2 separate regions of the Homo sapiens genome follow, and region 1 is linked to region 2. The links are chromatin contacts, found by Hi-C or POLR2A ChIA-PET in ENCODE. All regions are on one chromosome and are shown on one strand. Each heading gives the region's core, a stretch centred on a gene start or an enhancer-like site at or near the end of the contact. The rest is flanking DNA. Distances are from core to core; before and after follow the strand shown. Region 1 overlaps CYTH1 (cytohesin 1). Region 2 holds the start of LGALS3BP (galectin 3 binding protein).

Evidence for each region. Hi-C counts contacts between places; a loop is a spot of excess contacts on that map. ChIA-PET counts read pairs that join two places held with the same protein, here RNA polymerase II (POLR2A). Pooled maps may share reads with other maps.
Region 1: a pooled map shows a loop between it and region 2 (4-fold over the local background). The contact joins the enhancer-like site here to the promoter of LGALS3BP in region 2. A Hi-C loop is called at or near these places in 4 of 50 pooled maps. POLR2A ChIA-PET finds 5 or more read pairs at or near these places in 4 of 52 experiments (HEK293, MCF 10A, OCI-LY7 and 1 more).

The regions. Positions count from the first base shown.
Region 1 is chr17:78,742,771-78,747,287 of GRCh38, forward strand. All of the region lies in intron 1 of CYTH1 (cytohesin 1), which reads right to left. Among named protein-coding and RNA genes, the nearest start is that of CYTH1, 37 kb to the right of the region's middle. Within about 2 kb of position 2,746, at least 6 of the 41 ENCODE cell types and tissues checked have a DNase peak (open chromatin) inside an H3K27ac peak, as active enhancers do.
Region 2 is chr17:78,976,787-78,981,319 of GRCh38, forward strand. It overlaps LGALS3BP (galectin 3 binding protein), which reads right to left and starts at 3,137. Exons shown (of 6, transcript NM_005567.4): 1 at 3,038-3,137; 2 at 354-428. The coding sequence starts at 405. RefSeq lists enhancers at 1-73, 3,171-4,163.

The sequences.
Region 1 (4,517 bases), core at 1,496-3,995, 230 kb before region 2:
CTTGAACCTGGGAGGCAGAGGTTGCAGTGAGCTGAGATGGTGCCACTGCACTCCAGCCTGGGAGACAGAGCAAGACTCCATCTCAATAAATAAATAAATAAGTAAAATAAAAAATAAAGTGCTAGCCTAGCCACAGCTAAATGCACAGTGTGGATTATCATTTAAAACACACGCCAACTAGACAGACATAATGTAGTATTTTAATGTCTACGCTTCTGTGGTGTGGTGGTGTCAGAGCTTCTGTTGTATTTATTTAGTGTGGGCATTTGTCCTGTGAGTTACTTAAAAGTATTCCTTGGCACTTAAAAAAAGTAATTGGAAAATGTTGCGTAACTATTTTTGTAGAGACAGAAAGATGTCTATGTTATACTGTTAAATGAAAAAATCATGTAACAAAAATGCATAGACTATAAAAATGAAAAAAGAAATAAGCCAGGAAGAATATATACTAAACACATTAACAATCATTATCTCTGGGCGGTGGGATGGTAGAGAATTCTCCCATCATCTCCGTCCACTCACCAGCCCCTCCTTCTCTGTTCTCGTCCACAGTACACCAGACTCCACACTGGTCTCCAGCCAGCAGTCTTACTTTCCAGCTTCGCTCCCGTGTCATGGCCTCTGAAGCTGTCTACCTAACACAAATCCCAAATCTCAAATCCCTGAAACATGCCCAAATCCTAAACGTTGTGAGTGCCAACATGACACTCAAAGGAAATGCTCACTGGAGCATTTTGGATTTCCAGTTTTCAGGTTAGGGATGCTCTGGCAAGTACAATGCAGGTACTCCAAAATCCAAAAAAATACTGAAATCTAGAACTTGTCTGGTTCCAAGCATTTCAGATAAGAAATACTCAACCCATAGTCCTTTTTGATAGCAGCCTATTCTTGTTTCATTCATTTAATATCTGAGACTCTTAAGTATATACTTTTTAAGGCTTTCTTCTACATGTCCCATGACCTGTTTCCTTAAACTATTTGCTCTTTTGCTTGCTAACACTGAAGATTTTCCTTAAGTCTCTAGCAAGCATAGTCTACTTCTTCTCATTTAAGAGTGACACACTAATAACCTGGTTAAAAGCCGTGTGGTAGGCATGGCCTATAGATTGATGTGTGGCAATGTAATATGATAAGGCAGTAATGTGTAGAGACCCCACATGTGGGGCTCGGTAGCTTATTTTTGCTTAGACTAGTTACCCAAAGAAGTATTCTCCAATCCCCTACCTGGGCTGTGTGGAGTGTAAAACTGACCACCAGTATTTGTGGGGGCTACACTGAGGAAGAAAGGATGGGAATCTCACAGTTAAATATACGGGCTTTTTCGGTGCTGCTTCTTGGTTGGTATTTTTTAAAATAAATATAGATTTTCACTCGCTCTCTGTATCTTCACAGCCTTCTTCAGAAATTAAACCTTCATGTTTACCAGAAGTGCAAGAGAAACTGCCTTGCTGCAGGAGATGGAGAGGAGACCTGGAAATCTTAACTGCCAACAATGAACACTTTCAAACCACCCTCGTTTCCTTATCTCCATTCTCAGAGGTGCTGGGTACCCTGCAGCCTTTCTGGAATTTGGGGGTAAATCATTTTGCTTCCTGGTATCCTCTCTCTGCAGCTTAGACCTTTCCTAACAAGCTGCCAAATGGGAGACAGCTTAGGGCATACAATCACGCAAGTGTCCTCCAAAGTCCCGAAGAACATCTGCAAGGTGGGGTGGAGCATAACAAAGACTTGTCCAGCCTCTGCAGGCAGAAATCCAGACACCTGGACACACTGCACAATTCTTTCAAAGGTTCCTTCTACTTTGGTTACCTAAAAAACATAGAGGTATACTATTTTTGTGTATTGACATAAATGCATCTATTAGACCTTGGGGGAAAAAAGAGTTGATGGCAAAGGATATATGTAATGTGTCAACAAGAATTCAAAGAACTTGCCATTCCTTGACATAGGCTTACCTTGTACCTAGCAAAGCAAGCTATGGGATTTCTGATCACATTTGCTAGTACATACCTTCATGACACAGACTTTTTAGCACTTTTGTTATCAAAAGAAAAACTCAAAACCGATTAGATGTCAAAAAAAAAAAAAAAAAGAAAACCTAAACCATATCCTTTGTTTTATGTACACAATTTGCATTTACTTCAATTTTTGCCTAAGGACCAGTAACTCTTGCAAGAAAAAAAATAAGAGAGGTATGCATCACAAAGACTGATCTTATTTAGTTTCTATCAAGAAAATCCATGACCAGTTCCATAACTTGCCACAAAACTGAAAAACTGTGTGGTTTTGAGTATGTACATTTTGGGGATTTTTCTTTCTGAGAAGGGGGTCAAGAGCATTGGTCAGATGCTCAGAGAGGACCCTTGAGCCAGGACTGCAGTCTCCTGTGCACCGTGGAGCCTGGGAGCATTGGGAAGACCTCGAAGAACTCTGGTTCAAGTAATTGCTACTTTCTGGAGGCAAAAGAACAGTGCCCCTTCAGGACCCACCATCGCCAACCTCACCACAGCCCTCGGAGGCATCTGGAAACATGTCAAAAAGACTTTGGAAAGTATTAATTTGACATATTCATGATGATAAGGTAAACAGAAATAACCTCCTCCATAAAGACAAAGCAGAAACAGCACAATTTACAAGCGAGAAAGAATAAGAAGAAACCTGAAATTGAAATAAACTTCACACTACTCCTAGAAGTGGTTGCTACAGTAGTTTTAAACGCCCTTTAAAATAAAGTCAAAAATACTGAATGTCATAAATTCCATCTGTGCTGCCCTCTGCTGGCTACATGAAAAGATTGTTAAAAGATTGACATAGAAATTGCACCAAAAAATTCCATTACCTGGCTGGGCGCAGTGGCTCACCCCTGTAATCCCGGCGCTTTGGGAGGCCGAGGCGGGTGGATCACAAGGTCAAGAGATCTAGACCATCTTGGCCAACATGGTGAAACCCCGTCTCTACTGAAAATACAAAAATTAGCCAGGCATGGTGGCACACACTTGTAGTCCCAGCTACTCGGGAGGCTGAGGCAAGAGAATTGCTTCAATCCAGGAGGCAGAGGTTGCAGTGAGCCGACATTGTGCTACTGCACTCCAGCCTGCCAACAGAGCGAGACTCTGTCTCAAAAAAAAGAAAAAAAAATTTCATTACCTTTTGAACATATATAGGGAGAGGAGAGGCAATTCATGTTCTACCCAGCGCATGTGCCAGTTCCTATGTGTATATTCACCAGTACTGATTTCCTGAAAGGGCTTTGTTAATATCAACATTGGTTTGCCCTTTGTCCACACACACTGGCTAATTTGAGGGATAGTGATAATAGGCTTCTACTATACAGGCAGACATAGGCAAAAAACTATATACACAATAAATAATAAGTAACATGCTAGAAAGTGATGGGTGCTATGGGGAAAAGAGAAGTATGTGGCAGGGGGTGGGGTCAGGTATTGTTAAGTTTTAAATAAGACGGTCAGAACAGGCATCACTGCAAAGATAAAATTTAAACCTCAGTTACTTCTTCCTCAACTCCTCCAAAAAAATATTCAGGATTCTCTTTTCTAAAATTCTGAGGTATACAAAATACATGTATATTCTTCTCTGAACCTCCTCTATTCCTCACCATGTAGACTAATGAAATTACGCAACACCTGCAAGATTTTATTACAAAGGCCACTTTCCCACAAGGAGACCCGAGCTCCAAGACCCACAGTGACAGTGCGGCGACCGAGTTTCCTACTTCCTCTGTCTTCCTAGGGTAAAAGTATCACTACATGGTAACCTGAGATTCTCTTACTTTCCATCTGAAAGAGCCTAACACTTTTAGAATGCCGACTCTCCCATTTTCTAGCTGCTCTTCACATATTGATTTACTCATCAGAGTAATAATTTGAAAGGCCAGGTGTGATGGCTCGTGCCTATAATCTCAGCACTTTGGAAGGCCGAGGTGAGAGGATCACTTGAGCCCAGGAGTTCAAGACTAGCCTAGACAACATAAACAGACTCCGTCTCTACAGAAAACTAAAAAATTAGCTGGCTGTGGTGGTGCGTGCCTGTAGTCTCAGCTACTTCAGAGGGCGAGGCAGGTGATGACCATCTGGGCTCAGGAGGTCAAGGCTGCAGTGAGCTGTCATCACCCCACTGCACTCCAGTCTTCGTGACAGAGTCAGACTCTGTCTCAAAAATAATAATAATAAAAGTGTACACTGATTTATTAAAAAAAGATTTGACTCTTTACCATGTGTTCATTCTAAATGATGTCTGTTGAACTGTGCCAAGCACTATGTTAGCCAAGAGCTAGACCTACAAAGGTCAAGAAAACAAAGTATCTCCCTCTTCAAAACACAAGAGTTCATTGGAGGACACAGGTAATGGCAGCGCCAAAAAAAAAAAAAAAAAAAAAAAAAGAAAAAACTACATGGCATGCTAAGGATCAGGCTCTGAAGGCCCAGAGTATGCCAGGCTCGTAGAGTAAGAATAGAAAAAGTCCCTGGGAGGGGTGGGAAGATAGTGGCACAGGTATA
Region 2 (4,533 bases), core at 1,887-4,386:
GAGGAAAAGCAGCCAGGACCCTCTGGAAGACTGACCTGCGTCCAAGGCCACTGACCTCACAACGGCCCCTGTGACTGCTGGTTTGATCAGCCCCTCTGGTTCCCTCTGGACGGAATGGAGGATTCCCTAGTGTCCTCTCTATAACCTGCATCTCACCTGAACCCAGGTGAGCCCCCGGGAACCTCCAAGTCATCATCACTGGGGATACCTGGTGCTTCAAGCAGGAGAGAAGATCTGGCTAACCGCTGGGCCCCGGGCCCCAGGCAGAATATCTCCTTGAAGCTCTGAGCAGCCCCAGGGTGCACCAGCCTTCCACACTTCTGCTTTTGGTATTTCCCAGGGGCTCAGCTCACCTTGGGTTCCTGCAACCAGCAGCCACACCCAGAAGAGCCTCGGAGGGGTCATGGCCGTGCCTGGATGCCCAGATCCTGCAGCAGACAGAAGCGGAGGGGTGAGGCACGGGAGCCAGATGGCCCGAGGCCCCAGGGACTGGCCTGCCCATTCACCCTTCAGCCCAACCTGGGCTGTGTGGCAGGCGGGGTCCCTCTCTTGCAGAGCCCACTATGATCCCAGTAAGTGTGACGTGTGCTGTGGATGCCCCCGCGGGGGCCCCTCACCTGGTCTGCAGTGTGGTCCTGGAAGGATGTGTAACACTTGGCTAGATGAAGCGTGGGCTGGGGGCACCCCCTGGCAGTAAGGGCAGCAAGAATTGGTGACTAGAGGCAAGTGAGCTCATCTCAAAAAACCAGGCCCCGGGCAAGGCTGCCACACGGGCATGGGCGGGGAGATGGAGGAGGCCACAGGCGTGGGCCCAGGTCGGGAGGCCGGGTGAGCCTGGTTAAGATCTCGGCCTTAAGCTTCAGGCAACAGACCCCTGCAGGGACTGTCCCAGAGGGTCTCAGCAGGCAGAGACGAGGCTGCAGCCTGGAGAGTGGATGGGAGGGGACTCGTCAGGAGAGGGCACAGAATCCGGGCGAGGGGTGACAGAGATAAGTGGCAGGGAGATATATCGGGGCTCCGTGGTGTTCCGATGGGGAAGATAGATGAAAAGGGTCAGGGCTGCAGCCCAGGGTGGGCCAGGCTGGGGGAAGAACAGGGAGGAAATGCTGAAGTATCCCCAAGACACTGACACTCAGGCCAGGACTGGGGAGGTCCGGGTCTCCACCTTCTGGCCTGGTGTTCTTGCCTCCGTGTAATTTCCACGCTTTTGTCTTCGTCTGCCTCCCTCCCCCACACCCTGCCAATGGAGAGACAGTTATGGTTTCTCTGGCTCGGTAAGAATCCTGTGATACCTGACACTGTCCCCTCAGTTCAGCAAGCCTGGGGCAGGCCTCTGGGTGGCACTGCTGTGGGCACCGGCTGGGAGTCTGGGCCTGGTGACCTTGAGGCTGCTTGGAGGGGGCCTGGTGGACGGCTGCAATGGCATCCCCAGAGCTTGTCGGAAATGCAGTCATGGCTGGCCTTGCCCTAGCCCCTCTGCATGGGAGTCTGCATGAACAAGCGCCCTGGGAGCTGGGTGCACTGGCTGGTGAGCAGCTTTGCTCTGGGACTCGTGCTCGCTGGCACTGTGCAGCCACCCCTTGTCGGGGCTCCCCGGGCACCACTGGAGGCCTTACCGTGACCCTGAGAACCACCTTAGTTACACCTCACCTTACAAGTGAATGAGCTGACACCCAGAGAGGCAAATGGGCTCCACATCCACAGTCAGTGAGCCACAGGCAGGGGGTCTGCTCGGGGGAGCCCACCTCTCCTCCCTGTGTCAATGTCAGTAGATGGCTAAAGGGGCCAGGGTGTGACCGCCTGTCCTGTGTGCTGGGGACTGTGCTGGTTTTAGCACTGAAGTTTCCCTGTGTCCTGGGAAACCCCTCAGTCCCAGGCACGCCGGTATGGGTGGACGCCCTCTCCACTTCTGCCCCCAGCCACTTCACTCTGCTGCAGCCACTAGGTTTGTCCGTCCTGGGAGAGTAACTCAGGGCCTTGGAAAAATGGCCAACTGGCCAGGCGCGATGGCTCACGCCTGTAATCCCAGAACTTTGGGAGGCTGGGGCAGGTGGATCACTTGAGGTCAGGAGTTCAAGACCAGCCTGGCCAACATGGTGAAACCCCGGCTCTACTAAAAATACAAAATAATAATAATAATAAGCTGGGCATGGTGGTGTGCACCTGTAGTCCCAGCTACTCAGGAGGCTGAGGCAACAGAATTGCTTGAATCCGGCAGGCAGAGATTGTAGTGAGCCGCTGCACTCCAGCCTGGGTGACAGAGCAAGACTCTGTCTCAAAAAAAAAAGGGGGGGGGGCAACGAAGCACCTGGCAGGTGGCGTCGCTGCCCTTTGTGTGGCAGCGGCTATTTTTGCCTGATTCCTTCATACAGTTGAGACCCGGCTGCCTGTGTTGGCCCCTTCGTGCAAATCAGAAAAAAAGGTGCTCTTCCTTGGAGTGGGTGCAGGCCTAGGCCAAATGCACAGGTCTGAGAGAGGGCCAAGCTGAATTCTAACCCACTTGCCCTTTGGCTGGTATCCTTGTGCAGTGAGTAATCTGCCCAACTGTACACAGAGGCCCTGTGGGCCTGGGAGCAGCAATGATTGTTGCTGGACTCAGGAGCCCTGGATCCCCAGCTCCAGGCCTATGTGCAAACAGGGAGGCATGACCCCCACTTGCCTGTGTAGAGAGAGGGGTGCCCTGGCCGGGCGCGGTGGCTCACACCTGTAATCCCTACACTTTGGGAGGCCGAGGCGGGTGGATCACCAGAGGTCAGGAGTTTGAGACCAGCCTGGCCAAGATGGCGAAACCCTGTCTCTACTAAAAATACAAAAATTAGCTGGGCGTGGTGGCACGCGCCTGTAATCCCAGCTACTTGGGAGGCCGAGGCAGGAGAATCGTTTGAACCCAGGAGGCAGAGGCTGCAGTGAGCGGACATTGCATCACTGTACTCCAGCCTGGGTGACAGAGTGAGACCCTGTCTCAAAAAAAATAAAAATAAAAAAGAGAGAGAGACTGAGAGGGGTGCCCACCTGAGAGCTAGAGGCAGGAGCTTACCTGGCTGCGGTAGCTGCAACGGCCGTGTGGAGCCTCCTCGCTTCCAGCCACAGGATCCCTCTGCAGACTGGTCCTTTGACCCAGAAGCCTCTCCCAGTATGGAGCGTGGTCAGGCTGATCCCAGGAAATGCTTCAGAAAAGAGTCTACTTTCGATTTCCAGAAACCACCTGACATAGATGTCTTCCGGGATTGGCTGCTGCTGATACTCCCCAGGGCCCCTCTCTTTTGTCTCAGCTCTGCCTGTGGCTATCAGTGCCAGGCTGGCAGAGGCCCAAGGTGGGAGTCTGGCTGGAGCAAGGCCTGCAAGAGGACTAACAGCCACACTCAGTTGGAAAGGCCGCCAGGCTGGTCAGGGGCTGGCGTTTGGTGGACGGGAGGGGAAGAAGCAGAGGCTCTGGGCCCAGACAGTCTGCACCTGGTGGTGTGGCTGTGGACTCTGACAGAGCGCTCCGAGTCTTTTCCTGGGTCTAGCACGTTGCTGGCTGGGTGAACACCACACAGGGGGCTGCTTATGTGCAAATCCACCCTCTCTGTGCTCTTGGCATGCTGACCACACAGAGGGCCTGTGCCCCACAAGGTTGCATGGCACTGTCCCCTGTCCCCAGGGGAGGGAGGCACTGAGAACCAGGTATGCAGCTGGCCAGTGGAGGAGCTGGACCCTGCTCCAACACCTGACCCCAGAGCCTGTGCTCGCCACTGCTGGACCTGTGGCCACTCTCCTACTGTCTCCCCCTCAGCGGGGCGGGGGACAGAGCCTCTCTGGGTGACATAATGGCTCTGTCCAGCTCATACCCATTCCCTTTCCTCCCACTGAAAGCCGGCACCTCAACTGTCCCTTGGGGAGCACCCCCTCCCATTCCCGGCTGTGTGGTTCCCAGAGGGCCCCCAGCTCTTGGCCTTCAACCACCCAAGGCCTGGCTGTCTGAGCCCTGCGGGGGCCCCGGGCCACACTGCTGGTTTCAGGGTGGGGCTGTGAGCCCAGCCAGCCGGTGAGAGCCAGCTTCTGACTGAGAGGATGTGGGCCCAGGCTGCTGGGGCCGGTGGGGCAGAGCAGAGGGAAGCAGGCATCCTCCGGCCTGAGCTCCTGGGTCCAGCTGGCCTAATCCATGGTCAAGGCTGGGCTTCACCGCTCAGTGAGGCAATCAGCAGCCGCTCTTGTTTCTGTCACTTGCACCCCATGGTTCTGGATGAGCCTTGGGATGTGCCCAGGCCTCTGACCAGTGGTTCTCAGCCTGGGCTGGACAGAAGAATCATCAGGGAGTTTTACAAACTCCTAATGCCTAGACCCAGGAAGTCACCATCTCTGGGAGTAGGGGACAGGCAGGGGCATTTAAAAGCCCCCAGGCAGTCCCACTGGGTGGAAGGCCCTGGTTCCCTGGCAGCTTAGAGTCCGAGACAGCCAGCCCAGAGGTCAGACATTCAATGACTATTTCCTTCAAGGTGTGAGGTTTTAGGCAGCTGCACGGTTTGCCTAATCCCCTCCAGAGGAACTGTG